Linked DNA regions of Homo sapiens: region 2 is linked to region 1. The links are chromatin loops, found by intact Hi-C in ENCODE. Cell type or tissue: heart right ventricle. All regions are shown on one strand. Each heading gives the region's core, and the rest is flanking DNA. Links, peaks and the distances in the headings are about the cores only. Region 1 overlaps TTLL11 (tubulin tyrosine ligase like 11). Region 2 overlaps DAB2IP (DAB2 interacting protein).

The links. A loop is a pair of places that touch in the nucleus more often than their neighbours do. Peaks named below come from ENCODE experiments on the same cell type or tissue, not always from the same donor. Only the 100,000 strongest peaks of a DNase experiment are listed, where the experiment ranks them.
Region 2: it touches region 1 in a loop (8-fold over the local background); 61 of 110 quality-filtered maps call a loop at or near these places.

The regions. Positions count from the first base shown.
Region 1 is chr9:121,983,704-121,998,700 of GRCh38, forward strand. It overlaps TTLL11 (tubulin tyrosine ligase like 11), which reads right to left. Exons shown (of 9, transcript NM_001139442.2): 4 at 5,492-6,067. Among named protein-coding and RNA genes, the nearest start is that of TTLL11, 100 kb to the right of the region's middle. RefSeq lists an enhancer at 2,033-2,534. In heart right ventricle, for the core only: a CTCF peak has its summit at 9,111 (motif pointing left); a DNase peak (open chromatin) is centred at 9,068; H3K27ac peaks cover 705 bases.
Region 2 is chr9:121,741,203-121,756,199 of GRCh38, forward strand. The region is part of intron 3 of DAB2IP (DAB2 interacting protein); the gene reads left to right. Among named protein-coding and RNA genes, the nearest start is that of DAB2IP, 97 kb to the left of the region's middle. RefSeq lists enhancers at 1,460-2,159, 7,310-7,833, 11,232-11,732, 13,151-13,766, 13,889-14,472. In heart right ventricle, for the core only: a CTCF peak has its summit at 3,318; DNase peaks (open chromatin) are centred at 2,449, 2,877 and 3,299; H3K4me3 peaks cover 2,336 bases; H3K27ac peaks cover 4,000 bases.

The DNA of each region.
Region 1 (14,997 bases), core at 7,227-11,226:
ACTCCCTTTTCTGGGCTCTCCCAGCATCCCACATGGACCCTCTCATAGCATTTCTTTCTTACAAGGGACTGGAGTTCTCATGAGTCAGCTCTCCCCATTACACTGTGTGCCCCCTCAGAGCAGGGACCTTGTCTTATCCATAACCACATGCCCATACTAGCTCAGGGCTTGTCTTAGTGGGTGCCCAGGGAATGTGTTAGAGTCCAAAGGAAGAAAAAGCTGAAATATCAGAAGTTGTTTCTGGAGAAAGGGTTTATCTAGGAGGTGGGGCTTGAATAGCACCTTAGAAGGCGTTGAAGTTCAAGAAACAGCAAGAATGAGAGAGAGCATGCCAGGTCAGCCGAGACAGAAGAGAATCAAAGGGCAGCAATGGGAAAGCACAAATTATGTCCAAGACAGCAATTGGATCTGTTTTTCAAGACTGCAGAGCTCAGGGAGGGTACAGGGAAGCTAGACTGGGGTTGGGGTCAGGGGTGACAAATGCCAGGCTAAGGAGATGGTTTTCAAACTATACTCCTTGGAACACTTGTGTTCCTGTTAGGTTTAAAATGTGAATATTTCATGGTTTCTTACAACTTTAAGGCACTTCATCATAGACAAATTTGAGAGCTGTTGTGGTTACAGATAACAAACAATGGAATAAACATAAAAACTGTCATTTATTAAGTGATTCCTATGTGTTAGGTGCTGTGCTAAATATTCTTCCTAGTTTGCTCTTATTTGTGCTTACAATAATTCTGAGAGGGAGGTACAAATATGGTCTCTAACTGCAGATAAGGAAGCTGAGACTAAGAATTGTTAACTTGCCAAGCAGACCAGCTAGAGGTGCCAGGGTTAGCCCAAACCCAGGCCGTCTAAGAACCAAATCCAAGCCCTTGACCACTCACTGCATTGCTCCTTGGCCTTCTTCCCTTGGGGTGACTGGCTGAAGGGTAAGGAGGAGGTCAAAAAAACAAAGAATAAAGAGGAGAAACATCTTAGGATTTAGGAAGAGCATCTCCTTCAGGCATCTAAGCAAAAGGATCATGGCCAAGGAGATAATTAGATACAGGGAGCTAGAAGAAGATACAGACCAAGCAATGGAACTGGGAAAGAACGTTCTTGAAAGCTGAGCTGGAAGCCTTTCCTCTGCATGTGTTATTTCTGCCATATGATTCATCTACACTGAGACAGGCCTTGCTGTATAAGTCAGAGTCACACTGGTACCCTCAAGAAGGCTGACATGAGGATATGTTGCTGGGAGCTACCTAGGCAATGACAGGGGACAGGCTGGAATGACAGGGAAGCCACGTTCCTCAGCAGCAGATTACAGGAAACCTGCCCACAGCCTGAGCAGTGCCCGCAACTGCTCTGTGCCATCACAATTTCCCAAGTAGTTATTGTGGCTATGATTGGAAAGGGGTCACCGTCACATGTTTAAGATAAATGTAATTTCTTTGGCTAGAGTTTATGTTCTGGAATGCTGCAATCTGAGTCAAGCCCAGGCAACAAGCGAGAGGGGCTGTGTGGCAAAGAAGTCATGTGTTCTATCTGCACGGAACATTACAGCTTGAAAAGCCATTCACAATCTTTATCTCATTGGAATTTGACAACAACCCTTTGAGGTAGGCAAGGAAGATGAGGCACAGAGAAGTTAAGTGACTTATACAAGAATACACAGCAAGTCAATGGCAGAACCTAACCGGGTCCCTTAATCTCTAGGTTCCAAGTCAGCTCAGGTATGTGAGACCCAAACTCAAAAGTGTTCTTACAAGTGATAAGAATAAAGTAAGAGAGGGCTCCAAGGAGAAAAGGATACCATTTTCTTTTCTTTTTTTTTTTTTTTTTTTTTGAGACTGAGTCTCGCTCTGTCACCCAGGCTGGAGTGCAGTGGCGCGATCTCGGCTCACTGCAAGCTCCGCCTCCCGGGTTCACACCATTCTCCTGCCTCAGCCTCCCAAGTAGCTGGGACTACAGGTGCCTGCCTCAACACCCGGCTAATTTTTTGTAATTTTTTTTAGTAAAGATGGGGTTTCACCATGTTAGCCAGGATGGACTCGATCTCCTGACCTCGTGATCCGCCTGCCTCGGCCTCCCAAAGTGCTGGGATTACAGGCGTGAGCCACCGCGCCCGGCCCAAGGATACCATTTTCTCCCTTAATGACTGGGAATCTGAAATGTATGGTAAGACAAATTCCAAATATCTAACACCTTATACCCTGTCAAAGTGTTGTCACCCACATTACTTCACAATAAAAGGCAGGCAGGGAAGTGAGCGTAGGTGATTTACAGAGAAAGAAGCAGAGGCTCAGAGTGGTGAAGAAACATGCCCAAGTTCGCACAGCTGGGAAGAGGAAAAGCGCTTCCTTGATCCTGGCGTCTCCCCCCATGCTCCTCCTCTGGCCCAGGCCTGGAAGCATTTAGTGTGGTCAAGCAGTGGGAAACAGTCCCAAGACTGTGGTTCCACTTGCAGACATGATCTGTCCAAACCAGTGGCTCCCTCCCTGTCTGCCCCCTCCACCAGCTCCCCACAGCTTGGGCCCCACTGATGGCTGCCCCATGTGGCCTGTCCATAGCAAGACATGCAGCAAAACAACCAGCCTGGCCCTCCACCCTGCCACTCGGTCCAAGCCAGGGCTCTGTGGCTTGGCTCTGCATGCCGGGCCCACATGATAGTCCTAGAATAGCTGTCATTGTCAAACAGATCTGACCACATGGTCCCCCGGGATGACCCCTGGACGTGTCCACGTTGCAACTTATCTCCTTGACCCTAGCTTTTTGATGGCTTACGTCAGGACTTGTTTTCTCTGGCCCTACCTCTAAGTTCTTCCCTTTTCTCCTTTCTAATGTTTTAAGCCACCTACCTGATGGCTGAGCTGTGCATCCTCCCTGGGAACCAAAGGCCAGGGGTCCAGTTTCTCAGGACAGATTTCTGGGTGGCAATTACCCCTTCCTGGTACTGATCATGGCCTGAATAGCCCTCCAAAAGGTGCCGCCAGCCTGCCTGGAAATCCTGCTGGCTGGCGCCTAGCCCCTGGGGTGTCCTCTCTGGGTTTGAGGCTGCACTTTGGGACCAGCCTCCTCTTCTGCTGTTGAATGAATGCCCCATCCACTAGAGACACTGCCCCACTCCCTCCGTTCTCACTTCTTGTCCCAAGAGACCTGTCACCTGCTTGCCATAGACTGGAAATAACCCAAATGTTCCTTGACAGAAGAACTGATAATAAATTGTGCATATTCACAATGGAATCTATAACAGTGCAAATGAGGCAGTACCCACGACCCCCACCAGCATGGGTGGACCTTGGAAACCTTATGTGTAGTGGAAAAGAATGTTGCAGAAGACGCCATACTTTATAATAGCATTTTTATAAAACTCAAAAACAAGCAAAACAAAACAATATATTGTTTAGGGATACATTCATGCCTAATAAAAGTATTTTCAAAAGCAAGGAAATAATCAACATAAAATTCAGGGTAATGTCTACCCCAGGGCTGGGCAGGGACATGGTTTGGGGCAGAAACACACTAGTTGGAGATCTTGGGTTGGGAGGAAGGTTTGAGATAATCATTTTGTTGTTTGGCTTCATGGCTTACAAGTATGTTCCATGTATTCTTTTTTCATATATATCAAATGCTACAAAATGACTTTAAGGATTAGATGGAGAGGGTCCCAGAGGTACCCCTTCTTCTCTCCTCCTACCCACACTGATTGATCTGGGGGCAGGAAAGTGTGTACCTATGGAGTGTCTGGACACCACGTCTCCCCACCCTGCACTGTCACAGCTGAATGGCCTGTAAGAATGTTCCAGCCTCATTCCCTTCCCTCCCACACTCTGGCTGAGTCCACCAGACTCTGGCCCTGGCTCCATCGCTCTGCTGAAGACAATTCTCACTGAAGTCTCCAGTCAACTCCTTACGAGTGGAGAGGACAGTTTCAGTGCTGGTCTTGCCCGGCGTCTCAGCAGCATTTGAAGCGCTGACCCTGTCTGCTTCCCCAGGCACCTCATCCTTGCCATTCCGGCTCCTTCTCTCCTGATATTTATTCTATCTCAAGACACTGCTTCTTGGCCTCCTTTCCTGGCTCCCTCCCCCTCCCCTGCCTTTCCCTTAGTGAAATGTGATTCCCACAGGTGTCTTCTCAGTCTTCTCGTCACCCTCTTTGGTCACCATTTGCTGATGAGTTCTCATCTCTGTCCCCAACCCAGGCCTCTGTCTCCTGAACTCCAAGCTCCAAATAGCCAATTGTCCCCTTAATCTCTCCACTTGGATGTCACATAGGCACTTTAAGTCCAACTCCCAACCTTCCCCCAACAGCCTGGTCCTCTTCCGGGGCCTCCATCCATGCAAGTACCCAAGCCACCTGCACATCAGCCTCAGGTTCTCCCTGCCCTCACTGCCACCATCTCTCCTCTCTCTCCAGCCTCATCCAGTCACCAAGCTGAGCCCTTCTTGCTCCTTCCCTGGCACCCAGATCTGTCTATCCCCCCTACCTTCACCACAACCTTCCCAGTCCATACCACCATCCTCTCCAGCTTATGTGAAAGCAACTGTCTCCTAGGGACCTCCCCACTTCCAGCCTTGTCTCAGTGTGTTCTCTACTCTGTAGACACTGTTCTTTGAAACATACAAATTGGAATGCATCTTTCCCCTGCTTAAAATTCTCCAGGGACCACCCCCCCGAACCAATACCCAGGCTCTCGACACAGCCCCTACCTTTCTCTCCCACCTCACCTTCCCTCATCTCCCCCGCATCTCTGCCTTAAACCCCACCCAGCAACCATACTCAACCTCTTCCAGTGCCTCCTGCTTCCCACTCACCCCTCTGGCTTCAGCACATTTCCACCTGGAACCCTTTGCCTCCCCTACCCCTACCCAGTTTCTCCTGCTTCATCTAACTCTCGCTCCAGGTTTCAGTTCAACTGCTATTTCTTCTGGGAAGCCTTCCCTGACCACGCCACTCCCGCCCAGAGAATGTTACGTGGCCCCACGATCTCAGCACCTCAGACGTTTCTTATTCTACTCTAGCATTTAAAACCCTCCATAATCATTGCTTTTTAAATTATATGTCTCTCACAACAGACTCTATGCATCAGCAAGCAAGGCCCTGACTTGCTGTCTCAATAGAACCCAGGACAATGTCTGACCGCTACTAAGCATGTGGCAAAGGTTGTTGAATGAGTAAGTGAATGAATGAATGAGTAAACGAATGAATGTAAAACTCTGCTTTACATGTGTTATCTCATTTAATTCTTACAAGAACCTTTTAAGATAGGTATTCTTCATTTCATTTTACAGGTAACAGAGGGGAAGTAGCTTGCCCCAAATCACACAGGGAGCAAACAGAAAGCTTGGAAGTTGGGCCCAGGTTTAACACCCAAGCCCACAGCACCACCAACACTGTCCCCTCCTCTGGCCATCCCACCCCGATCACTCATCCTACACGAAGCCAGAGAGCCCTCTTGAGGCCGGTCAAGGCTGGAAACGCAGGCTGGGAACTGGCAATGGTTACCTGGAAGCACGTGGGGCCCGGCCTCCCCGTGGGGATGTCTGACTGGTAGAAGACTTTGAGCTCTGGAGTCAGCGCGATGACCGTCTTAATCACCACGGAGATGATGTCAGACCAGACCTTCTTGATGTCAACGCCTTTGGAAGACAGTCTACAAAGGATGCTGGAAAAAGTCCTTTTGCTGCCAGTGCTAGCACTGTCCGAGTGGATGAAGTTGCCGCTGTGGATGTTCAGTGAATAGTTGGTTAAGTGCATAAAGATGCGGTGCAGGTTTTTGGGGGTGGGCTCCTGATATGGCTCGGTACAAAACCTAGAGAGTCCGTCTTTGGCTATATAAATCTCTAAGGGGTCTAAGGACTTGAGTAAGACATACAGACGAATATCAAACTTGAGCTTGTCGATAAGGAGAGGTTTGCAGATGTACTCCTGGACCACCGCTGGCCTGCTCTGGAGGGTCCCTGCCAGGCGGATGTCACTGGGGTCTTTAATGAGGTAGATTCCATCACCCTGACAACCACCATCAGGTTTCACGATAAAAGTGGGCTTCCAGGAGGGGTCATCGTCTTTCACCATTTGAACCTGGAGGGGGAAAAAAGGATGGCCGACATTATATTGTTTTCCCTCTGGATCCCTAACACAGAGCAAGGCCTTAGCAAATGTGTGGTGAATGAGTGACAAGATGATCCCTGCCGATCTGAGCAGGGGCTGAGCATCTTCCATGGAGATGACACTGCACAAGGTACTGAGATGGTGACATCAGGACTGTCCCCAGTCTTGTGCTCCAGAGCGAGGTGGAGAGTGTAGTGGACTGGCAGTCACAAGACCTGGGTTCAAATCCTGTTTCGCCAGTTATTAGCTACCACTTTGAACAGGTCATATAACTAATAATAGTGCTGAGAATGATAATGATGGTGAGCTAATATCATTTATGAGCGCCTGTGAAATGCCAGGCACTATATCAGGCACTTACCTAATTAGCTCATCTAACCCTCACAGAAAATATGGTTGTGTCTTTTTATGTCAGGAACAGAGAGGGTACAGCAGTTGCTGAGGGCATGGGTGTTGGAGTCAGATGGCCTGGGCTCAGACACTGGCCCTGCTCCTTACCCTGCAGCCTTGGACAAGTGACTTAAGTTATCTACACCCTTTCCATCTGTGAAATAGGAGAAAGGTTGTTTTGAGGATTAAATGCAATCATAAATGCAAGAGGCTAAGGACCTAGAACCTGAGAAATAAAAGACAATCCAAAGCCTGGCTGTCACTCTTTTTAGAAGATGAAGTGACTTGCCAGCTAACGCGGGGGCAGAATTGGGATTGGAATCTAGATTGATGACTGAAGCCCTTGGACCTTCCTCTATCCTACCATGTCTTGGTTTCCTCACTTTAAAAATGGGGATATAGACACCTACCCTCACTGTGTCGTTGTAAGGATGAAATAAACTAAAACGTACAAAGGGCCAAGCGCAACACCAAACACAGAGCTGAGCTAGTGCACAGGAAATGTTTGTTTTATGTTTACATCCCTTCTAAAGTTCATCTGGTAGACCTGACCAATCCTTCCATCTGTTGAGATCTTTTTGAAACAAGATCCCGTCGTCCACAGTATTTGCTCTCCTCCCAGCTCCAGGTCAGCAGAACACTCACATAATTAACTATCCAGGCACTTGACCAGTCCAGATAGTCGATCTGGACCTGTGGGTCTGCATAATTCATCCTCGCCCCATTGCCCCTGATGCTGGTGAGGTGCTTCCTGCAGCTATGGAGAGCGGATGGACTGAAATGGCAGGAGAGGAGGTTTTCACAAGCAGAGAGAAGCTGGAGGAAATGTAAGGGTGGATTTGAAAGAGGGATCCATGCTCTCTGCAGCTTCTGGTGTGAAAGTTCCCCTCTGAAATCTGACAGCAGTGCCTGGCAGGCTGAGTTGGTGGGTGCCCCAGTGACAGACTCCTCTCAGCTCTCCACCTTTGCTGTGTAAGCCCAAGCCAGGACATCTGCACTCTGGCTTGTGCCTTGCGCTTATCTCTTTGACCAGCCTATATTTCTAAATAAAGCTTTTGCCAATTCCTTGGGCACTATCACTTATTCTGGGCTTGTAAAAGATCTTTAACAATGGAGAAACACTTAAAGCCTTAATAATGGTCCACATCAATTGTTTCCCCTTGTCAGCAGGATCCGAGAATGGAACTTCACAAGAGATCAATGCAAGCCTCCCAGGGCCTTCCACTGAGGCTTTCTTGCAACTGTGACCTTGACGTTTATGTAGTTATTTAATATTCAACCAAAGCATTCGTACACTTGGCCCTTTACAGTAAATATAAGTGTGCTGGACAAATGGCAGTTATGGACCAGGAAGTGAAAAATGTCAAGTTTGCACTGATGGGAAATTTTTCCCTCTGGAAAGCTTTTGCTATGCCGAAGACACTAACAGTTCAATATATTATCCAGAGCAATATTTTCTCCTTTGAATTCCATGTATATGCCTTAAATAAATTAAACTACCTGGTCAATAGTCTCCGTCACTCATTGGATTCCTGAATACTTCTGCTCTTTGCCAGAATAGTGCCATACAAATCAAGATTATTAATACTCATAGAATCATTGAATTTTTAGAACTAGAAGAATCCTCAGGGATCATCATCACCCAGTACTCTCAAAAGTCAAGGGGGAAACGGAGGCTCAGAGAGGTGACGTGACTTCCCTTGGGTCCCACAACTGGCTGGCAGTATGGTCAGGATGAGAACTGAGGTCTCCCGACCCCACCTCAAGTTTGCGGTGCCATTTTTGCCTCTAAGATAAAACTGAAGATCTCTTGTTCCTCCGCTTACTGTAGGAAAGATCCTCCTAATGTATCAGACAGCACTGAGGTCTGTACTCTGGCCTCACCCTAAAGATTTTGGCCCTGAGTATGGCCATCCAGGAACTATATCTGTAGATCCTGAGTTGGCCAGACTGCCCCAGTTTCAAATCTTCTGTCTGGGTTCCTTGCTTGTTAAAGCGCAGGTGTGATTTACAGGAAACCCTCACAATTGTTCAGAACGTGGTTCCCATAGCCACCAGACCCTTCCGCCACTACTACCCTAAAAAGAGAAACATTTTTCAGAATTCATATTCACTCTCCTCTGAGGTTTATTCAAGAATGACCCTTTCCCAGCAGTTATTAAAGTTAAAAAGTAACACGTTGGCTCTTAAAAAGAAGTCATGGACCAGAATGAAAATATCATCGATATTCCTGGGCCCCAGCCTCAGCAATTCTGATTTAATCGATCTGAGATGAGACCTGGGCATGTGTATTCTGGAAAAATCACCGCAGGTGATTCTGATGAGCACTCTGTCTGAGAATCACTAGACTAAGTGAATTAAATAAAAATACCATCTGAAACCAACATATTGAATGAAGTATTCTGCACTGGTGTTAGCTGGAGTGTGAGGAAGACTCGCGCTTATGCTACAACTGATGGTATCTCTAGTTTTATCCAAACCTGCTGTTGGACCTGAAATCCATTACCTTGTAACGGTATACACGGATGGCTGAAAGAGATACACAGAGGAGGTGGTGGCCTAATTGCCTGGCACTCCGCGGGCCTACTGAAAACTTTATGTGGCTTTTACTGCCCCCTAGTGGACATTTAGAAACCGCTACTGGGAAAGTCACCCCGTTCAAAATTCCAACACTACTGAGCAGTAAGATACTCTACTAAGACATTAAAATGGTCTTAAAGAAACACCACTACAAATGAAATATTATTCAGCCTTAAGAAGGAAAGAAATTCTCACACATGGCACAAAATGGATGCATCCTGAGGATACTATGCTAAGTGAAATAAACTAGACCCAAAAAGACAAATACTGTAAGTAAGAATGCACTTATATGAGGTACCTAGAGCAGTCAAATTCATAGAGACAGAAATTACAATGGTGTTTTCCAGGGCTGGGGTGGGAGGGAATGGAGAATTAATGATTATTGGGTACAGAGTTTCAGTTTTGCAAGATAAAATAAGTTCTGGACATGGATGATAGTTGTACAAAAATGTGAATGTACTTAATGCCACTGTACACTTAACATACATACAATGTACATTTAAAAATGGTTAATCTGGTAAATCTTGTCATGTATATTTTACCAAAATTTTAAGATTAATTTTTAATTTTTTTAAGTCATAGCTTTTGGTAAGTTAGAGATAGTACTATAGTGAAAAACAGAAAATCTGGATTTTAGTCCCAATTGTTTCTGACTGTGTGACCTCGAGAAAGTCACCTAACTTTCTGGGCTTTGTTGTAGTCACCTATAAAATAAAGGGGTCAGACTAAGGTCCCTGGCTTCCGCCAGCGAGCAAATGCTGAACCATGATTTATCTTGATATCACCACAGTCGAAGGCTGCGTTACAAACACACAAGTGGCATTCATCACGTCGGAGAGTTCCTGCTGTGCTGTTGGGATCAGCACATTGGGATGATCTATAAGAGGAGGAGATTTGGGTCTGAGATTTATGATGCATTTGAGGAAATCAGCAGGGCATTTGGAGGAAGCAAGCTAAAATGTTTGGAGGGAGAAATTCAGCAACTAGAATATCAAGCCACAAAACATTATTAGCAATGAGGGGCAGGTAAGAGGCCAATTTCTGAAGAAATACTGTGTCTGCAATACTGGGGAAGTCAAAACCAGTTAGGGCAGTCCTTTGTCACTCAGGTGGATTTGCATCCAATCTTAGCAACTCAGACCTTTGATGTCACAGGTACACGCTACAGATCTCAGGCAAAAACAAGCCTCTGGTAGACAAAATCAGTGTCACACGGTGCATGCCAGACAGGAGGCAGGGCCAGCCCCTGCCAGCCTCAGGGATATGAGCCTGGTACCCAGGGCAAATTCCTACCTCAATGTTCAGGGCAATTTCTGAGTCCACTTAAGATGGAAGGCAGTCTGCAGTGAGGTCACCTAGGGCCAGATGGAAAGGGCAAGAATGGCCTGTTGGGGCAGAGTGGGAGACAGAGCAGTGGGGCAGAAAGGAAGGACCTGGGCAGATGATGTGCTGCTTCGGTGGGGGGTTATGAAGGCAGGAGCGGGCAGGACACTTCTGGGAAACTGTAGATAGTTCCGACGGCTGGAGAACATAAGAGGTGGAGGGGGTATGCACATGGAAATCCCACTAGTGAGATTGGCAGGGGCCAGATAATACCACCACCACGAATAATAATAATAACATTAGCACACGCTTACTGAGCACTTATTATGGGTCAGGCACTGTTCTAAGCACTTTGGAGGTATTATCTCACTTAATCCTCACAACAATCCTATTTTACAGATAGGGAGAGGGAGGCCCAGAGATGTCAAGTAATTTGTCAAAGATTACACAGCCAATAGGTCACAAAGGCAGGATTTGAACCCAGGCAGGCAGATTCCAGAGCCCATGCCAGAATGAATGAGAGATGTATGAGAAGGGGATGGAGGAAGATCAGGCCTAGCTAGGAAGTAAGAGTCTCATAGGGAAGGCCCTTGAATGTTGGTTTAGAGTTTGAGCAATGTCCTAAAATGATGGGGACTCCCTGAAAGGTTTTGAGAAGAAAGCAACTTAATTAGATGTGTATTATGGGATGATGCCTCAGGCTGTCACATAGAAAATTTACCCAAGTGGTTGGATGGTCTGGGGCAGACAGGAAAAGTCCAAACTGAGGCTGCAGTGGAGTCAGAGGGAAGGACAGAGGTTTGGGAAATATTTTGGAGCTAAAATCAACAAAACTGGATGACTGGGAGAGAGAGACAGGAACATAAAGGATAATCCCCCTATGTCTAGGTAGTCACAGGGAATATAAGGGAATGAGGAAAGGCAGAGGGGAGGCAGTGGGAAGATGATGAGCTGCACAGAGGACCCTGGAGGGCACGCACCTAGAGAGGTTTGTGGTCCCTGGGAAATGTGTCTGGAGCTTGGGAGAGAGATCTGGGGTCGTCAGGCCCCCAAGGATGGCCAAGGCCCTCGCAATGGGCCAGATTATCCAGAGACAGGATAGAGAGGAAGAAGAGGGCACCTGGGAGCCAGAGGCTGGAACGGGCAGAACAGACCCCAAACACCCTGTATTTATACTCGATCTGCAGGCGAAGGATGGAGTTTCAACTGGCGAGGGACATGCATCCACGCATCACCAGGGCACCCAGGAGGAAGATAGTTTGGAAGGAATGAAACCAGGTGTAGGAAGGACCCGAGGCTATCAAAGGTCCAAAGGCCTGAGCTGGGGCAGGGACAATGCGGTTGAAATAGGGAGCTGAGAGAAGAGGTAGAATCAGGGCACCTGGTGACTGGACAGATGTGAAAGGCGAGAGAGGAAAGGGTCATGGGTGAGCTCACGGTTTGGGACTTCAGCAATTTTGGGAGGGGTGATGTTACCATTAACAGATTTAGGGACTACAGGGAGAGGAGCAGGTCTCATTGAAGGAAAGTGGGGACAAGGAGAGGAGGAATTCACTTCATCTAATGAGTATTATTTGCACGACTCCAGACAGAGCTAATTTAGGACTTTATAATATCCCGCAAGCCCTCTACTGTTCATCGGAACCAGGCCAGGTTGTCCGATATCTCCTACAGATGATTAATTCTGATACAACAACTCTCCCAAGCTTGGAAAGAATAAGAGCTGCTGTCCGACAGGGATGAGACTCAGACTCTAAACTCAGATGGCGCATACCTCGAACTGGAGCACAGGTATCCGAACAGACCTCTCAAGCTCCGTGGTGAGCGCGGGAACCACGGGCCCGTGAGAAGTAGTGCCTGCCACTGTGCAGGCAAACATTTTCAGCACTCCCTGGCTTTTGAAGAGTTCCAGTTAAGAAAATCTAAGCAGCAAAGAAAGCACCCTGTTCGGCTTATCACTGATGAGTATCCTGAGTTTACTGGGGCAGTGGCATCGATTACCCCTGAGGATTTGGGGCTGACCCCCTGCATGCACTCCTCGAGTGGCCTGGATGGTCCTCCCTTCCTTGGCAGCCAGCACCAATGCACCCTGGCAGTCTCACTTCCTGCCCTTCCCTCCTGTCCTCTCTCACCTCTATGCCTTTACACCGGCTTTCCCTGGACCTCCACCGACCTCCTGCCCTTTCTTTGCCTGTAAAGCTCCTGCCCATCATCTATGGTCCCTTGGGAAGTTCCCTCTGAGAACTGGCCTGCAACCCTCTATACAGACATCTTTTCCTTCCCAAAGTCCTTCTCCATATTGAGCTTCCCCATATCTTCATGACCAGCCCTTTGAGGTCCAGGAAGGAATCATCACTACACACACACACAGACACACACACACATGCACACACATGTATAGAGTACACACATGCGAGCACATGCACACACATGCACACGTACACACTTTATAAACAAAGAAACTGAGGCCAAGGGGCAAGGAGACTTGCCCAAGGCCACACAGCTAGTAGCAGAACCAGAACTATTAGGGAAAGTATGTGAAAACCACAATTACTTTTGCACCAACCTAAATAATACATTAAATCTTCTGATATCCAACCCTAAGCTCTTTCTACCATAATTAATTCAGGGATCTGAAGAAATCTTTCAGAAGAAACCTTGGAATAAGTACTCTCTTTCATTCTCGTTCTGAACACATTTGTTTGCTGCTATTATAAATTTTGATGCTCTGCAAAGATATTACTTTATGTAATTGCCAACTCTCCACTCTATGGAGAATGAGGAAATTGAGGCCCAGAGAGTCCAGTGAGAAATCTACAGTCATCTAGCTAGAAGGCGGAAGTAAAGCGTCAGTTCTGGGCCACGCTGCCCTTTCTTTGAAGATGTTCTCAAGTTCACTGTGGAGGTGGACACAGCATCACACGGCTGCTCAAGGCAGCTGGTGCTTCTGCTCAGAAAACTTGAGGGGCAAGGAAGAGCCTCTCCACATGCTTTACCCCAATGCCAGCCTGCTGCCAATGCAACTTAATGGACCCTGCTTTTGGAGAACAGCAGCCTTCTGTGAGCCATAATCTACCCATCATTAGTGAGCAACAAAAAAGCCTCTCTAGAACACGCCCGGGACACTGAAACCTGTTTGATAGGAAGGGCCGTCGTACCGTGAGACTCTCCATTTTCCTCTCAGGTCCCTTCTCACACCCTGCCCCTAACTGCTGGAGCTGAGGGGAGTGAGAACACAGCCTGGCGAGTCAGCCCTGCCTGGCCTCCCCACTCCTTCCCCACAGTGCAGTCCCAGCCAGCCTCTGTCCAGCCCCACCTAATTCCCCTACCATGTGGGTTCTAAGCCCAGCTTGCTTGGCCTAAAGCCTAGCTTCCTAAGGACCCTGGGTGACACAGGCGCACGTGGGGGCCCTCAGACTGCAGCTTCCCTTTACCTCCTCCGAGTCCACATACTGGGTGTCTGCAAGCAGCAGCTGCAGAGAGGGCGTGGGCTTCGGAGTCAGGCAGACCTGGGTTCAGATCTCAGCTCAGCCACTTCCTAGCTGTAGGACCTTGGCCAAGCTACTTACTCCCTCTTATGGTACTATTTTTAGCATTTCATTTAATTTGTATTAGGCTGCCTTGGTTTCCTGATCATCCTCCTAAGTGATCAGATTCCCAGGTGAGGCTCATTCCAACCTACTTGGAGGGAGTCTCAGCTCCTGCCTATCCTATCCTATCCTCCAGTGCTCGCCCATGGGTGGCTGGGACCCGTCTCCTGAGACTCGGCTGTTTCCTGGGTCTGCCTGGGTGTCAGCCTCTCATTTCCCAACTCCTGGGGGCCACCCCATCAGAGTCCAGCCCACAGCCTGCCTCGTCTCCCTGGCCCACAGCCTCATTCTCCTCCCCCAGGTCTCCTACTGAGAGCCCAGAAGACATCACAGCTGAGCCTGCCTGGAACATAACACTCCACTGCTGAGTAAGCTCCCCTTGCAGCTAAAATTGTTTTTCCAATAGTGAGGATTTCCTGCTAATGAACTGGCTACATAATCTTCAGCTCACTTCCGAATGTATACGACTGGTTATAGTCACAGGCGCTTCAGATCACTGGGCCCAGCTTTTCCTCCTTCCCCACACCACAGTCCTATGTCCCTTGCAGTCCTGCCATAATTTACACATTAAGTCGCTTAGGGTTTTTTTCATTTTGTTTTGTTTGTTTGTTTTGTTTTTTTGAGACAAAGTCTTGCTCTGTCACCCAGGCTGGAGTGCAATGGCGTGATCTCGGCTCACTGCAACCTCCGCCTCCTGGGTTCAAGCGATTCTCGTGCCTCAGCCTCCCGAGTAGCTGGGATTACAGGCACCCGCCACCACATTCGGCTAATTTTTGTATTTCAGTAGAGACGGAGTTTCACTACGTTGGTCAGGCTGGTCTCAAACTCCTGACCTCAAGTGATCCACCCGCCTCGACCTCCCAAAGTGCTGGGATTACAGGTGTGAGGCACCGCACCCAGCCTAAACTTTTTTTTTTTTAATGCAAGAATATCAATGTCTTATTTTGCAACACTCAAACAAGGTGCCCTCCCTCCCAGTGCTCTTTTCGCTAAACTAGCAGTATTGCTCAATTGCAG
Region 2 (14,997 bases), core at 1,064-5,063, 250 kb before region 1:
GTCAAACCTTGGGGATGCTTGCGGCAAAGCCTGTAGCTTTTGGGGAGGCTGTTTCTGCAACAGGCGTGTAGGGTGGCCCTATGGCTGATGCAGAACTCCCCATAGGTAAGGTGAGCTCAGCCGGATCACATGCCATGACCACACGTGAGCATGGAAGACAAACCCAGAGAGGTCTGGAGGCAGGGCCCCTCCCGGAGAGGCAAAGCCACTTATGCTGCCTCCTGACAGCCTGTGTGGCTTTAGGCTCTCGCTTCCCTCCTGCTCTGCCCCTCCTACTCACCCAGCAGACTTGCTTAGTCTGGGCTTGGGTAGCCGAGACAGGTTGTTTTCAGGCCTCAAAGGATTTGGGCCACAGCCCAGCCTTTCTCAGTGTTTCTCACCTTCTGTCCTTGTCTCCTTATGGGACGGAGCAGGCATCTGGAAGGTGGCAGAGGGGTGATCCTGCCTGGAAATCACTGAGGGTCCTTTTATAGAAAGAAACAGGCTGAGAGAAAGAAATGACTTGGCCACAGTCACTACCCAAGAGGCTAGTTTCCTGTTTGTGCCTCCAGCTATCCTGGGGCAGCTTCCTTCACCCCAGCTGAAAGCAGGCTTTTGTTACGCGCTCACTCTCAGCAAGGCTTTGTTCTGTATCCTCTCGGCAATCCTATGAGGTAAATAATATTATGTCCATTTTTGAGGAGGAAACAGAGAGGCCTAGGGAGGTGACTTAACCTGTCCAAGACCACACAGGTTACAAGTGGCAGAGTCCGGGTTTGAACATAGCCTGGCTTCAGAGCTCATTTTCTTTACCATCAGGCTACACATTCTGAAACTTATTTGGCTTCCAGGCATCACAGAAACAGAGTGAGGGTGCTAAATCCTTGAATGACTCAGCCCCTGTGGAGTTGGACCTGAAGACGCCTCCTGGCCTTGGCTTTTCTGACCAAAGATAGCCACACTGGGCAGGGCACGGTGGCTCATGCCTATAATCCCAGCACTTTGGGAGGCCAAGGTGGGTGGATCACCTGAGGTCAGGAATTTGAAACCAGCCTGACCAACATGGTGAAACCCCGTCTCTACTAAAAAAATACAAAATTAGCCAGGTGTGGTGGCCCATGCCTGTAATCCTAGCTACTCGGGAGGCTGAGGCAAGACAATCACTTGAACCCGGGAGGCAGAGGTTGTAGTGAGCTGAGATTGCGCCGTTGCACTCCAGCCTGGGCAACAAGTGTGAAACTCCATCTCAAAAAAAGAAGATAGCCACACAGCACCTACTGTGGGCCCAGCCACTCCAGGTGCCAGAATGGCCCACGCTTCTCTGAGGGTGCCGTAGACCAGGTGCTGAGACGCAGACAGTCCAGTCTCTCTTCCCTTCCTCTCCCCATCCCACTCCTATTCCAGTAACTAGGCAGGCCCTGCCCACCCTTGCCCCAGGAGAAGCTCCACTCTTGTGGACAGTGGAAGGGCCTCGGCCAGCTTGCCTGAGTCCTGGGCTTGGAAGGACGGTTGCCCCCATCTGCCTTGGTTCCCTGCACCTGCCTTTTCTTCCCCGCATCCTCCCTCTGACTGCCCGCTTTTCTCTGCTTTCACCTTCCCCTAGTGTTCCTCTTCTTTCGTGTTGTGTCAGAAGCCATGATTTCCAGTCTTCTCATCTGGAAGATGAAGGAAAAGATAGACCCGACCCCACAGGGTTCTGAGGCTCAAACTGAAAGCCTGGTGGTGGGGCACCTGTGACAGGTGAGACTCCTCATCTTGCCCCCTTCTTTCTTCATCATGAAGAAGAGACACTGGAGGATGTGGAGCAGTTGGGGCCTGTGGTCCAGGTGGGATGGAGCAGTCAGGGCCTCGTGGAGGGAGCAGGTGGGAGGAATACTCTGGCTGGGATGGACCTCACGGGGTGTGGCCCAGCTTTGCAGCTGACTTGCATGAAGTCCTGGCGAGCTGGGGAGCCCTTGCACCCTCAGCTTCCTCATCTGAAAGATGGGGCAATGGTAATGCCTGTCTGTGGAGTGGTGAGGAACAAATGAGACTGGGCCACAAAGTACCCAGTGCTGTGCCCAGCACATAGTGCCCAAAGAGGGCTGCTATCTCATCTCTTATTCCTGAGATTTAGCTTCCTTGTTTTGTTTTTGAGCTCTTTGGGACCTTCGTGGACTTTGAATTTTTACTATTGTTCATTGTGTCTAAAATCTTCCTCAGAAGCCGAGGGCCTCTAACCTGATCATGAATTTTGGAGTTTCGTTTTTTGTTTTTTTTTTCTTTCCTGTTTCCTGTATAGGAAAAAGGGACCTGTACCTTTAAGACCCCAGCAGGCCCAAGTAGGACACTGGCCCTTTAAAAGCACATTACAGAGAGTTGGAACATAGCCTTTGTTGAACTAGCCATGATTAGTCCCAGCGGACAGGGCTGGAGTGGCATGTCTGGGATCAGGGCGGGGCTAGGCTGGCCGGGGCCAGCCAGGAGCAGCGGACAGCAGGAAGGCTCGCCCGGCCACTCGGCTTCCCGAGCCTGGTGGCTATGCTGAGGGATGGTGAGTGGCCTGAGCGGAGCTTAGAATAAGAGAGGCTGGGAAAGCCAGGAGGGAGGCAGCCCCAGAGCCCAGGGAGACCTGAATGAGCTGGGCGGCAGCAGACACCCTCAGTGAGTGACTGTCACAGGAGCTGGTCCCAGGAGGGACTCCGGAGCACCCTGCCCCTCTACGCAGACATCCACTGCCGGCCCAGAATGTAGAAACGGTTAGGAGGGACCTGTGAAAAAGCGGGACACCAAGAAGAGCACTGTTGCTGTTTTTAGTTTTTAAAATAAGAGGAAGCCCAGTGTGAGTTGCTCTGTCCCCCAGGCGCGGTGTCCCCTGTGGTGTGCTCCGTTGAGAACTGGGAAATGCCAGGGACTGCTGACAAGTTTTCTGAGCTGAGGAGCTTGGCCTTTGCTCTGAGTGGCCGAACCTTTGGCTGGCTGGGTGGGGCTGCACTGGGGTTTGGGGGCCATGGTATCTCTGCCCCAGCTCCTCAGCAGAACTTTGTTTTTTCTTCTCCCTTCCTGCTTCCACTCCCTAGTCCATGGGGCCCAGGCCCACTGGGTGGGGTGGAGGCGGGTGGGAGACTGGGAAGACTGTGTCTGGGCCAGGAGCGTGTTTTGGCTCTGCTTGAATATTTGAAACAGTTGTCAGAAGCCAGATCACTTTGGTGTGGTAGCGTCTTTACTGGGCAAGTACCCATTTCTGAAAAAAAGTCAGAGGAAGGATTGGGCTTGTTACAGCCAAGTCTCAGTGCAGGTTGGTCCTAACCGCCTTCATTGCCACGGCTGGGGGCGGATGAGACTGCCTGCCAGTAGGTGTCCTCACTGTTTTACAGACAGCCACCCAGGAGGTGACAAAGGCAGGGCTCAGTACATTTCTGGTGACCCAGGCTTCCTGTAGTTACTTAAAAGTTGGTGCATTTGGTCATAGGATTTTTGTAGGTTTGGTGAAAACCTGAGGCATTGACGGGCAGTGAAGAGAGTTTGAAGTTAGAGCCGAAGTGCCAGGTGTCCTGTTCCACCCTTGTGCCTGTGAATCGTGACCTCAGGCAAGCTGTTTGACCTCTCTGAGCCTCTGCTTCAGAGCAGAGGGCGTGTGCATAGGCGCAAACCCTGGAGGGAGTTGTCAGTTCTGGGGGAGGCTTTGTGGAGGTGGTGGCCTTTGAGCCAGGCGTAGACGGATAGGCTGCTGGAGTGCAACCCCTTGAGCAGAGGCGTGCAGTTTAGCATGATGAGCCAGATAGGGCCAAGCAGGGCTGGCATGGCTGGGTTGGGACCTGGAAACGTAGCTTGGGAAGCTGGATTTTAAGTATGTTGCTTTCTCAGTTGGAATCCTGTGGGCCAGGTGGCAGATGACAGGGCTAGCTTAGCCTGGAGTCAGCCAGTGTGGAATGTGGGGGAAAAGGGCAGACGGTGAAGTCTGACACACTGGCCTTGGGAAGCCCCTGGAGGTGTCAGAGCCTCATTCTTTGCTGCAGTTAGCTGTGTGAGGGTCAGAGGTGCAGAGACAGCCCTACGTGCCCTTCCCAGGTATGTGGGCTCACTGTGGTGTGGTGGGTGAGCAGGTACTTGAGAGCCACAGGTGGCTTTGGTGCATGGTCACTGGCAGCAGGAGGAACTCAGCAGCCACACTCCTGGTTTTCTTTGACATGGTGTCTGAGTTTCTGCCCGTGCCAGTGGCCTGGAACCCTGTGGCTTACTGAGAGCCACTTTCCTGCTGTCTTGCTGCTGCTGAACACTCCTGGTTGTCTCCTGCTAGTTACAGCCTGAGAAGCAGCTGCTCTGGTGCCCCACGCAGACTTCCAGACCTCAGGCTTTGGGAGGAATGGGCAGCTGACATCCCTAGGCCCATAGCCCCACATGCTCCTGCAGACATAGTGGAGGCGCTCAGTGGCTGTGCTGGTGGCTGGATCAACTCTGCCCAGGATTGGGGCGGGGCGGGGGTGGGGGGTGGGGTGCCTTAGCATGATACATCTTCAGCAAATTGTGCCAGGAGGCAAGGGCAACCCACTTGACGGGGTAGGATGCTGAGGTGCAGGAGAGGCCCATCCGAGGTCCACACTCCTTTGGCCCAGTGCTCCTTCCCTTCACATCTTCACCTCTTCTGTCTCTCTGAGCTCAAGCTGCCAACAAGGAGGGAGCCTCTGTCCCAAATGGTGGCTGGAATTGAAGAGATAGCTGAGCTGGAGTGACCACTGGGGCTGGAGTCTAGGGTGCCAGCATTTGTTCGTAGATTTGTCCATCTCTTCTTAAATGGGGGTCTTTCAGATTCCTGCTTAAAACGGCCTGTACTCTGGAGCCTGCTCTTGAGGTAAGGGGGTAGAGCAGGTGAGGTGGTCTGGGGTCAGTTGGCAGAGGGGCTTTTTGAGAGCTCAGCTGTGGGGGGAGAGTCAGGAAGGATCTGCTGGGCAGAGTGAGAGACAGATCTTGGAAATGTCCTGGGCCCAGGAAGAAGCCAGGAGCATCCAGAGAAGTGCTGGCAGGAAGGGCGTGCGGGAAGGGACAGAATGCCCCGGGAAGGCAGTCTCAGCCCAGCCTGGATGGTAATGGGGGCAGCCAGGGCTGGTTACTGAGGCTGTGTATGGAGAGCTCGCTGCAGGTCAGTTGAGCCCTACAGCCAAAGGTGGTGGTGTCCCTGTTTTCCAGATGAGAAAACTGAGGCACACAGGTTAATTAATTTGACCAAAGTCACAGAGTTTTGTGTGTGTGTTTTTAAGGAACCATGCCTGCTTACCACCTTCAACCAGCATAGTGCCAGGAGCTGGGGCTCTGCGGACAAATGGCTGGTCCTTGGTTGAGGCAGGAAACCTGGCCCTCAAGGATGAGGGAAGGAGGCCATCCCTAGATCACCCCAACATGAATGGCCCACCTGGTCCCAGGAAGTAACGTGGCATGGCGCCCAGGTCTTGGGTGGAGGAGATGAGATGGAAGAAGATGCTGCCTCTGCCCCCGCATTCTAGGGGGGGCCCAGCATGAGCTAAGGAGGGCTTCCTGGATGTGGAGAGCTGGGAGGAATTAGATAAGCCAGAGGGGAAGCACTTCCTGGAGAATGGAAATACTCGCTTTTCAGCTAATTTATTCTTTTGTTTCATTATCATTTCCCACTTGGGTCTCGCATCCCCAGGGCCCTGAGGTGGCTGTTGGAGGTATTTATGGTCCCGGGTGGGGTGCAGGGACCAGTTAGAAACCAGTCCCACTCAGGCCATGATGCATGGGTGTGTTCACATGTGAGGAGGAGCCAGGCACAGACTGAGCTCAAGGAGAGGGAACGCATGGGTCAGGGCCTTGAAACATTCTCAGGAGTGGTGCTGAGTGGAGAGATGGGGGAGGGCAGTGGGCTAGCATGTTTGTGGTGGGCTCTAGAGCTTGGGAGCTTCAGAGTTGCTGCAGTTGTGGCTGGGGTTGGAGCCCCAGGTGCTGTGCAGGGAGGTTGGGCTCTTTTCCTGGGGCTGGGGGTAGGGGGACTGTCACTCTCCCTAAACTTTCTGAGCAGCCAGGCTAAGCCTGATAGTTTTTCCTACAGGCCAGGGAGGGCTGCAGGGTTGTCCCTGCTCAGAAGCAAGAGGGGCAGGGGCAGCTAGCCCACAGCTCACTTCTGATTTGCCCACCACTCACCCTCGTCAATGAGTGTTCCTTAGATGCTTTTTTTTTTTTTTTTTCCCCTGAGACAGAGTCTCGCTCTGTCGCCCAGGCTGGAGTGCAGTGGCACTATCTTGGCTCACTGCAAGCTCCACCTCTCAGGTTCACACCATTCTCCTGCCTCAGCCTCCCGAGTAGCTGGGACTACAGGCGCCCGCCATCACGCCCAGCTAATTTTTTGTATTTTTGGTAGAGATGGGGTTTCACCGTGTTAGCCAGGATGGTCTCGATCTCCTGACCTCATGATCCACCTGCCTCGGCCTCCCAAAGTGCTGGGATTACAGGCGTGAGCCACCGCGCCCGGCCTAGATGCTCTTCTTTTAAAATTCAGGGCACTTCGCTGTTCTGCTGAGGTTTATGAATGTTTAAAAACTGCTTTGCGGTCCCCAAAGTAATTTGACAAGTCTGACAGCTATTGATTAAAAACCCGAAATTATTCAGGCTGCAGGATGACTTGGGGGATTAGATGGAAAGTTTTTTGTTTCTTCTCTCTCTCTCTGCACCCCTCCTCCCCCGCAAAAAAAAAAAAAAGAAAGAAAGAAATAAGATGTGGAAAGGTAAATGTGTTCCTGAATGTTTTTTGAAAACTCCATTAGGCTTGCACAGTTTATACGGGGAGAGGATGTTGAAGGCTGCCTCTCATTCAGGAGCCAGTACCAGCGCCCTCTCGAATCCCTGGTCTCTCCGGAGCTTTGGCCCAAGTCACCCCAGGCAGCAGTGAGATGTTGCTATTACATTATTACAGGTGATGGTAGTGGTGTTGGTAGCAGTTATGATAGTTTATGGTCCCTTATGTTCTAGGGAGTTGACGTAGGGTTTTTGTGGCTTTCTCTGAAGTAGCTCAGCGTGTGAGGAAATGGCACCTAGAAGGGGGAGGAAACTCGTTCAGGGTCTGTGATAGACCTTAGATACAGCTGGGATAGAGACCAAAGACTCCTTCAGGGAGAGGAACGGGCCGTTGCTGGGGTGCTGGGCTGATTGGATGCCTGGCCTCCAGGCCTGACTCACTGTGAGGTAGGTGCCAAGAGTGTCCCACAGAGGGTGACCAGGCCGTTAGAACCCCAGCTTTCACTTCTGGACCATGTGACCTAGCCAAGCCACTCCCTGTCTCTAAGCCTCAGTTTCCTCTTTAGAGAACGTCCTAAAGCTTCCATTGAGCCTTTTGGATTAACTGGCTCATGTATTGCCCCATGAGCCAGGGCTTGTGGGACCTGAGCTTGAATACCCACTCTCCCTTTCTTCTGGGGCAGTGCTGCCTTTTGTGCAGAGTTGTTGGGAGAAGGCCATGAGATGATGTTTGTACTTTGGTGAGAACACCTGCAACTGGCACATGGTAGGTGCTTAGTAAGTGGCTGTTAGGTCCAGGCTGCCACAGTGTCATTCATTTAGTCAGCCTATATTGGGCACCACGGGACACCAGGCCTCACAGCAAGCATGAGCTGTCCCATCCTCCTGTTTTGGTTGCAGGGTGTGGACCCTCCTCTGCCAGCTCAGCCCTGTGATGTGGGGGGAAGCACAGGCTCCCAGGGGTGAGGGCAGAAGGCCACGTGTCTCCCTGTCTCACAGCCCAGGGCGTTCTGTGTGTATGGGGGCGTCACAACTGGGTCTTGGTGACTGCTAGGACCTACCCCTTACCTTGGCCTGAGGGAACCCTGGGTTGAGAGGGACCACGCCTCTGGGCCCTGTCATCCCTGGAAGACTTCCCAGGCAGGGCAGCCAACCTTTCTGCCTTTTTAGGACAGGCTCTGTCTCCCCAGGGCCCTGGGAGCCACCAGGCGGCTGCATTCCTCTCCTCTCCCCTGGGATCCCAGCTGGGCCAGGAGTGAGCACTGGCCTTCTGAGCAGCCGGTTCCCAGGCCAGCGGGGCAAGGCTGGGCTTGGGGAGAGAGCTCTGCTGGACATACTAGGCAGGGCGCTGCCCTGTTTATGTCCTGCCGTTTGATTCCCAGCAGGTCAGTGCATTCATTGTGACCATGTCCAGACTCTCTTTTTTTCCAGTGTGGGCAGACGCTTCTAGCACAGCCTCTGGACCTGCCTGGCTATGACAGGCAGAAGCATGATTGGCATGTTCTGACCTGATGAGGCCTAGAGAGTCTGCTGAAGTCCTGACTGCAGAACCATCAGGTCCTGCCAGCCTTTGGGTGGGCACCAACTCTGTGGAGACAAACCTTGTCCAGGATTTCTCTTCCTTCCAGACCTGGTTGGGGTAGTGGACAGTGGCTTGGGACCACACAGGCTGGTGGGCTGGAGACTGGGGCTGGAGATGGCTGTGCTTGGGAGTCCCAGGCAGAGGGGCTAAAGGGGCCTCCTCACGGGGGTCTACTGCCCACTGCTAGGCACACCTTCTTCTCCTTTCATTTCGCCTCAGGAAATGAAGGGCTTTTTAAAGAAATTTGAGGCATCCCAGAGCATTTGGGCAGATATGATTGATCCCCATTTTGCAGATGGGGAAAACTGAGGCATGGAGAACGTAAAGCGTTTGAGTCGTCACGGGACAGGAACAGGAAACAGCCTGGGAAGTCCATATCTTGTCACTCCAAATTGTCAAAAGTGTGACCTATCCCAGAAATGTCAGCCTTGATAGCAGCGTGTGCATCGTTCACCAGTGTTGTTCATAGCTGTGTCTCCAGCTCCTGACATCGTGGCTGGCAATGAGGTGGGCGAATGGAACAGACCAAAGAGGCATGAACAGTTATGAGCAATGGATGGGAGTCACTGACACCCCTGCCCTCCTGAGCCTCCCGCCTGCATGGTCTCATTTGATCCTTAGAGCAACCCATGAGGAAGGTGTGTCGTTATCCTCACTACGGATGGGGAAACTGAGTCCTAGAGAGTCGAATGACTTAAAGTATCCAAGGTTGTATATTTCATAAGGAATAGAGACTCGGTTTGCTCTGCAGCCAGGCACCCTTGACACTAGGCCCTCTGTCCTCCTGCCCGCTCGCAGCTGCAGGTGCATTTCTGTAGCATTCACTTGTGTGCGCGCGCGCGTGTGTGTGTGTGTTTAATCCCAGGGCCCACTGCACTGCCTGCCTTTGTGTACTGCCCAGCCCATTACCCTGGCAGCCCTAGCCATGCAGCATGTCTTAAAGGGGCCCCCCGGCTCCTGCTTGCACACTTTCAGAGACAGGGAGCCCACTCTCTCTAAAACCAGACGAGCCTGGCCCATTCAAGGACAGCTGTGACTGAGCTGGAAGTGGCCTCTCCTGGTCCCAGCCTTGCCCTTTGGGGCCACACAGGGCAGCTCCCTCTGAGCTTTCGAGATTTGGAGGGTGACCCTGAGCCCCTTATTTTCCGACCAAACAATCCCACTCTCAATTCCCCCCACCCAATAGTTGGGAACACCCTTGCTGTGTCAAGTAGGGATTTTTAATTACTGTAAGTTTCGGTTTGGGGTCCTTTCCCTCCTTGGAATAATGAGTTTGCTGAGCTTTTGTGTCACCGACCTTTTAAGAGAAAAAAGGATCAGAGTTGAAAAACAGCTTGTGGGTTGGCTGGAACGCTATCAGATAAGGCTAGGCCCCAGGAGCCAGGACAGTGTCCCCATTGTTCTGCCACCAGCCCTCACAATGAGCTGCTGTTGGGCCCTGGCGCTGTCTCTCATAGCAGCTCCCCGTGCCTTGTGCCCACGTTTCCTGGGCCCTGGGCAGGGGCTGCCCCATCCCTGTATCCCCCGGTCCTTCCTTCCCCACCTGGAGTGAGTGGGTCACAGCTAGTGGGTTAGCTGGCTGTGGACCTTTCCCTGCTGCCCGGCTGCTGTGGACCTTTCCCCCTGCCCGGCTGCTGTGGACCTTTCCCTGCTGCCCGGCTGCTGTGGACCTTTCCCCCTGCCCGGCTGCTATGGACCTTTCCCTGCTGCCCAGCTGCTGTGGGCCACCCCTGGACGATGGAAAGGCCAAGCCAAGGCTGGTGCAGTTAGTCTTGAACTCCGCTGAACTGGGTTCACATCTGACTCGGCCACTTGCTATGCATGTGATCTTGGGCAGGTCACCTCAACTTTCTGGGTGCACCTTTTTAGTCCTGACAGGATTGTCACGAGAATTAAGTGGAACAGGTGGGAGATTGTGGCCCTGAGCCGGGCTTAGGTAGCGTAGTGTGAGCTGTCTGTCTGGAGAGACCAGGGACCACTTTGTGGTGGTGACATTGGGCTGGCCCTTGAAAACTGAGGAAGGACTTTGTTTGGCAAAGAAGTGGAGGGAGAGGCAGAATGGACAGGCTCAGGAGACTGCTTGGACATGGACCCCTGGAGGATAAGAGTTTGCAGCTTTGTCAGGAAGTAGCTGGGGAGGAGAGTCCAGGTCACTTGTGCGAGGGGCCTTTCAGGAGGGCTCGGACACCAGCTTGAGGCATCTGGGACTTGATTATCTTACAGGCCATGAGGCGAGAGAGGAGGGACAGGAGTGAGGCCATGCCAGGCGGAGTGGCTTGTTCAGTGGAGGGTGCTGCTTTGGTCTAGACAGGAGAAGGCCAGTGGAACTCCCATTCCCCTCTGCCCTCCCATGCCCTGGCCAAGCTCCTCTGTAGCAGCGGAGTCCAGGGCAGGTCACCCTAGCCATGGCCTTGGCTGTCCCGTGTGTGACCTGGATGTCATGGTGCCACCTCCTTCCTGGGAGCAGTAAGGATTCCATGCCATGGAGGACAGGTAAAGGGTCTCTAGTCCCTGGAGCGCTGTCATGGGGCTAGTGATCTGCCATGTTTAGAAGGGTCTCGGCTGGGGCCGTGGGGAGCAGTGTGCAGCCACAGAGGGTAGGATGAGCCTCCTAACCTTGAGAGGGATGGGGGAAGCGGCCCATACTTGGACAGAGCAAGGGCAGGGGCATTTCCCGGAGACTCTGGAATGAACATTGGAATGCTGCTCTTGGGACTTGGCCTTGAACAGGCAGCTGCCCTGACGACCCACCCTCAGGCCTTCTTCGTCCCTCCTCCAAGGGAACAACCACGTCACCAGGGTTTGCAGGCTGAGGGAGGGCTATCCCTATCCCCACTGACCTCCCGTTCCCTCTGAGCTTAGCTGACCTTGGCTGCTGGTGTGTTGGGGTTTTGGTCCAGGAACTCTAAGGCTCTGGACCTTGGAGCCAGCCAGACCCAACTTTACCCACAAGGAGCCCCCTGCCTGACAAGGAGCCAGTTCTGTGACAGACCTTCCCAGCACAGCCTGGATATGGCTGTCTGCCCAGGGAGCCCAGGAAGGCTTCAGGGAAGAAGGGGCACTGAAGCTGGGTGCTGAAGGTTGGGTAGGAAGGGGAAGGACAGCATGTGCCTGGGGCCCTGCCTGAGACTCCTGCTTCCTGGGATGGAGGGGCCCAGCAGGCAGGCCGCTGCGAGAGTGGGCCTGGTCAGGTGGAGCAGGGAGGTAGATGCCAGCCAGTGGCTCAGAGTGCCAAGTTCTGGGGCTGGCATTGAATCCCGTGTGGTCTCAAGAGGGGATCCCTTCACCCCCACAACTCAAAGGGCTGGGAAATACCTCCCCGTGAAGGCGCTGTCTTCACAGCACTTTCAGCATGTGCCGGCTGCCAGTGTTTTCTGGGTGAAGCAAGCCACCTTCCTCCTTTTTCAGATGAGGAAATGGACCCAAGAGGTTTGGGTGTCGCAGCAACACTAGATCAAAGATGGGATGCTGGGGCACATCTCTTGCCCTCCCTGGCAGGCCTCAGTTTCTCCCCTGTAAAGCGGGGTGAGGTCAGCATCTGCCTCTTGGGCTCGTGGAGATTCTGTGAGGTGACTTGTGTGGTGGTTCATGTGACGCATGGCCCAAGGTAAGCCCGGCCTGGGGACGCCAGCTCCACCCTGGTGGGAGGCAGGCAGTGTGGAGTCCACGCCCTGGTTTGAGACCTGCTTCTGTAGGTAGTAGAGGTGCCACATCCTGGCAGGGTTGTTGTAAGAAGTAGCTCAGACCTGGGCCGTGGAAGTGATTTGCAGGGGTGGAATCCCCATGTGAAGGCCTTTTGCCCTCCTTGGTGCCACCTCGCCTAGGGGACCAAAGCTCTAGTCTCCAAGGACCACAAGAGGTCAGAGGGGAAAGCTGTCATGAGACTGAGCTAGGCACAGGGTCGGGAGGATGCCGTGGGCCATGCAATTGGGCCACCTTCTCTTCCACCCCAGCCTTGGGCAGCAGAGAGGGACTTGACCCAGGGCTGGGGGACGGCAGAAGCCCTGAATACAGGGGCATCAGCCCCCAGATACCACACCACATAGGGTAGCTGTGGGCATGGCTCCTGGACTGACCTGGTTCCCATCCCAGCAGGGGGCCTTGGGCGGCTCAAGTAACTGCTCCTCCCTGAGCCTGTCATACCTTTCTGTAAAATGGGTAGATGAATACTCCTGGCAGGGCTGTGTGCTGTTGAAATATGAAAAAAGGGATGTGCAAGTGACCAGCTGGGCGCTCACCTTGTGCTGACTAGAGGTGGGTGCCTACAGGCATCCCTTCCTGGGAGTGGAATGGGAGTGAGGTAGAGACCAGTGCCTGCTTCCCTCCTTTCACCTGAGCGTCCCGGGTAGGGAAGCTGAGCCTATCCCTGCCCCTTTGGAGCCTGGGCAGTCTTTGGTACCCATCTTCTGCCCTGCCTCTAATGCGCTGCTTCCCTAGGCTGGCAAGGCAGAGGCTGGAGGTGAAAAAGGAAGTGGCCCAACAATGCCAGCATGGGATGAAGCCAGGGTAGGGGAGAAGCCTGCCTTGGGTGACTGATGGAGCAAGCAGTCCCTGCTGTGAAGTGGCCAGGGACTGCTGCAAGCACAGGACAGGGCTGGCTTCCCAGAGAGGTGGTTCTTGGGCCTTGAATTGGTCCTGCTGGGTTCAGGAAGTGACCAAATGACCATTTTTCCTTCCTTAGCCCCCTCATCTTATCAGCTACCACCATGGGCACACCCTGGCAGGGTCACAGCAGACCAGCTCCCTCTGGGCCCAGATGAGGGAGGGACCGAGGACACTGTGTTTCAGGGCCTGTAGACTCCAGGCTGGTCAGGAAGGAAACGCATAGGAACGTGAGTGAGAGAGTACGGGTCCACTGGCCCTGCCTCCACCACCCACCCGCTTGCTGTACTATCCAGGAAGGAGTAGCCTGGGAGAGCTTGCGGGAACCACTTGGGGCCTCCCTGGGCCTGCCCTGCCCCTATTCCTCTTCCTCCCAGAGAGCTTGGGCTGCAGGGATGGATGCAGCCTCTGCTTTACATCCCACCCCGTGGAGAAGCTCCCAGGGAAGCGGGGAGGGTCATGGCTGCCCAGGTAGGCCGGGCCAGTCCAAGGTGTCTTAAGGGCCTTGAGCTTCCCTACAGCCCTCTCTTCTGCCAGGATCCTTTCCAGGTCAGCCAGAGCATGCTTGTGGGACATGGTGGGGAAGGAAGGGGAGGGCTCTGCAACCACAGACTCCAGGATCTGGCTGTTTTGGGGTCTGGCCTGGGCCTGCTGGGCTCCTGGGGTTGCAGGACCAGGGTCTCCTTGGGTTTCCCTGGGCAGGCCCAGCCTGCTGAAGCATGCCTCGCCTCTCCTCTCCACAGCCAGCTCATTCATGCGCCCCAGGCAGGAGGCGGCCTCAGCTCACCAGCTCCCCGCTCTGTACTTCCTGGGTCCCTACCCCACCCTCCCTGGCTCCCAGCATCCTTACCTGGCAGAGATTTTCCAAGCTAGGCCAGAAAGCAGCCCAATCCCAGCCAGTGTGACTTCCCTACTATCAGGCAGGGCGTCTCTTCCACTGAGGTATGAAGCCCCATGTGGGAGGGAGGCCTGGAGTCCACCCTGGGAGGTGGGCGGCTCAGGTGGAATCTCAGCCCAGGGAGGGCAGGCCCACCCACGGCACTGGTCATTGCCGTGATGGGGAGGAGGCCAGGCCGCTCGAGCAAGGCCTTGAGGGATTATCAGGAGAAGAGGCCTGTTCCAACACAGCGGTGTGGCGGTGTGATGTGGTGGTGTGGCGGTGTGGCGTGGCAGGTAGGCCAGTGCCCCTTTGTGAACTGGACCTCCCAGGGAGAGTGCCTCAGAGGAGCAGAGGCACATGCTGGGCTTGTCCATGGGCTTAGGCCACAACGGGAAGCCCCAGGTGGGAGTCCTTGTGGGAGTTGGGGAGGGTTCCCCCCTGTCTTGAACTTGTCTCACAGTTTTCCTCTGGCTCTGCCCATTCCCTCTGCTTTCAGAGGCCAGCTTCGTGCTGGGTGTGGAGAGGCAGAGGGAGCCGGTTGACTGGGGCTCCTGGGCTGGCCTCTGTGGGGTATCTAAGGGTTGGGATTCCCTCAGCTCTGACTCCTTACGGCATCTAGCATGGGACTCCATGTTGGGGAGGGCTCTTATGCTCAGAGGGCTGTTGCCATGGAGATGTGGAGCTTGGGGTGGGAGGGTGGCTACTGTCAGCCTGAGTCCCTCTGAGCAGGGCTCTTCCTGCTCACCTCTGGATTCTTGAGCACCCATGGAGTGGGCCTCAGCCCGCTGACCCGGGGCAGTCGCAGAAATGAGTGTACAGGGTATGCATCCTACAGGGAAGTGTCTGGTGGCTCTGCCAAGCTGCGAGCCCCTCAAGGTCAGGGACCAAGCCTCAGCATAGCCCAAGGTAGGGGTCTTGGTTTGGCGAGGCAGGGAGAGAATGATGGACTGAGCACTTGGACCATTGGAACCAGGAGCCAAAGGGCATAGGGCGTTGGGGGTAGGAGGTCCATGTGGGCTAAGCCTGGAGTAGGTTTTTCACCAACCCCAGGGTTTGAGCCCTGGACACAAGCAGGGCTCAGCTTCTGCACCAGAGATGGTCTTAGCAGGCCCAGCCTGTCCTCACGCTTTTCCTCTGTCCCACCGTGGGGGCTGGGGGCTCTAAGAGGACACTGCTCTGTGCTGCTGACTTTGGAGAGACTTTACCTAACCCTAGAGCAGGTGTCATC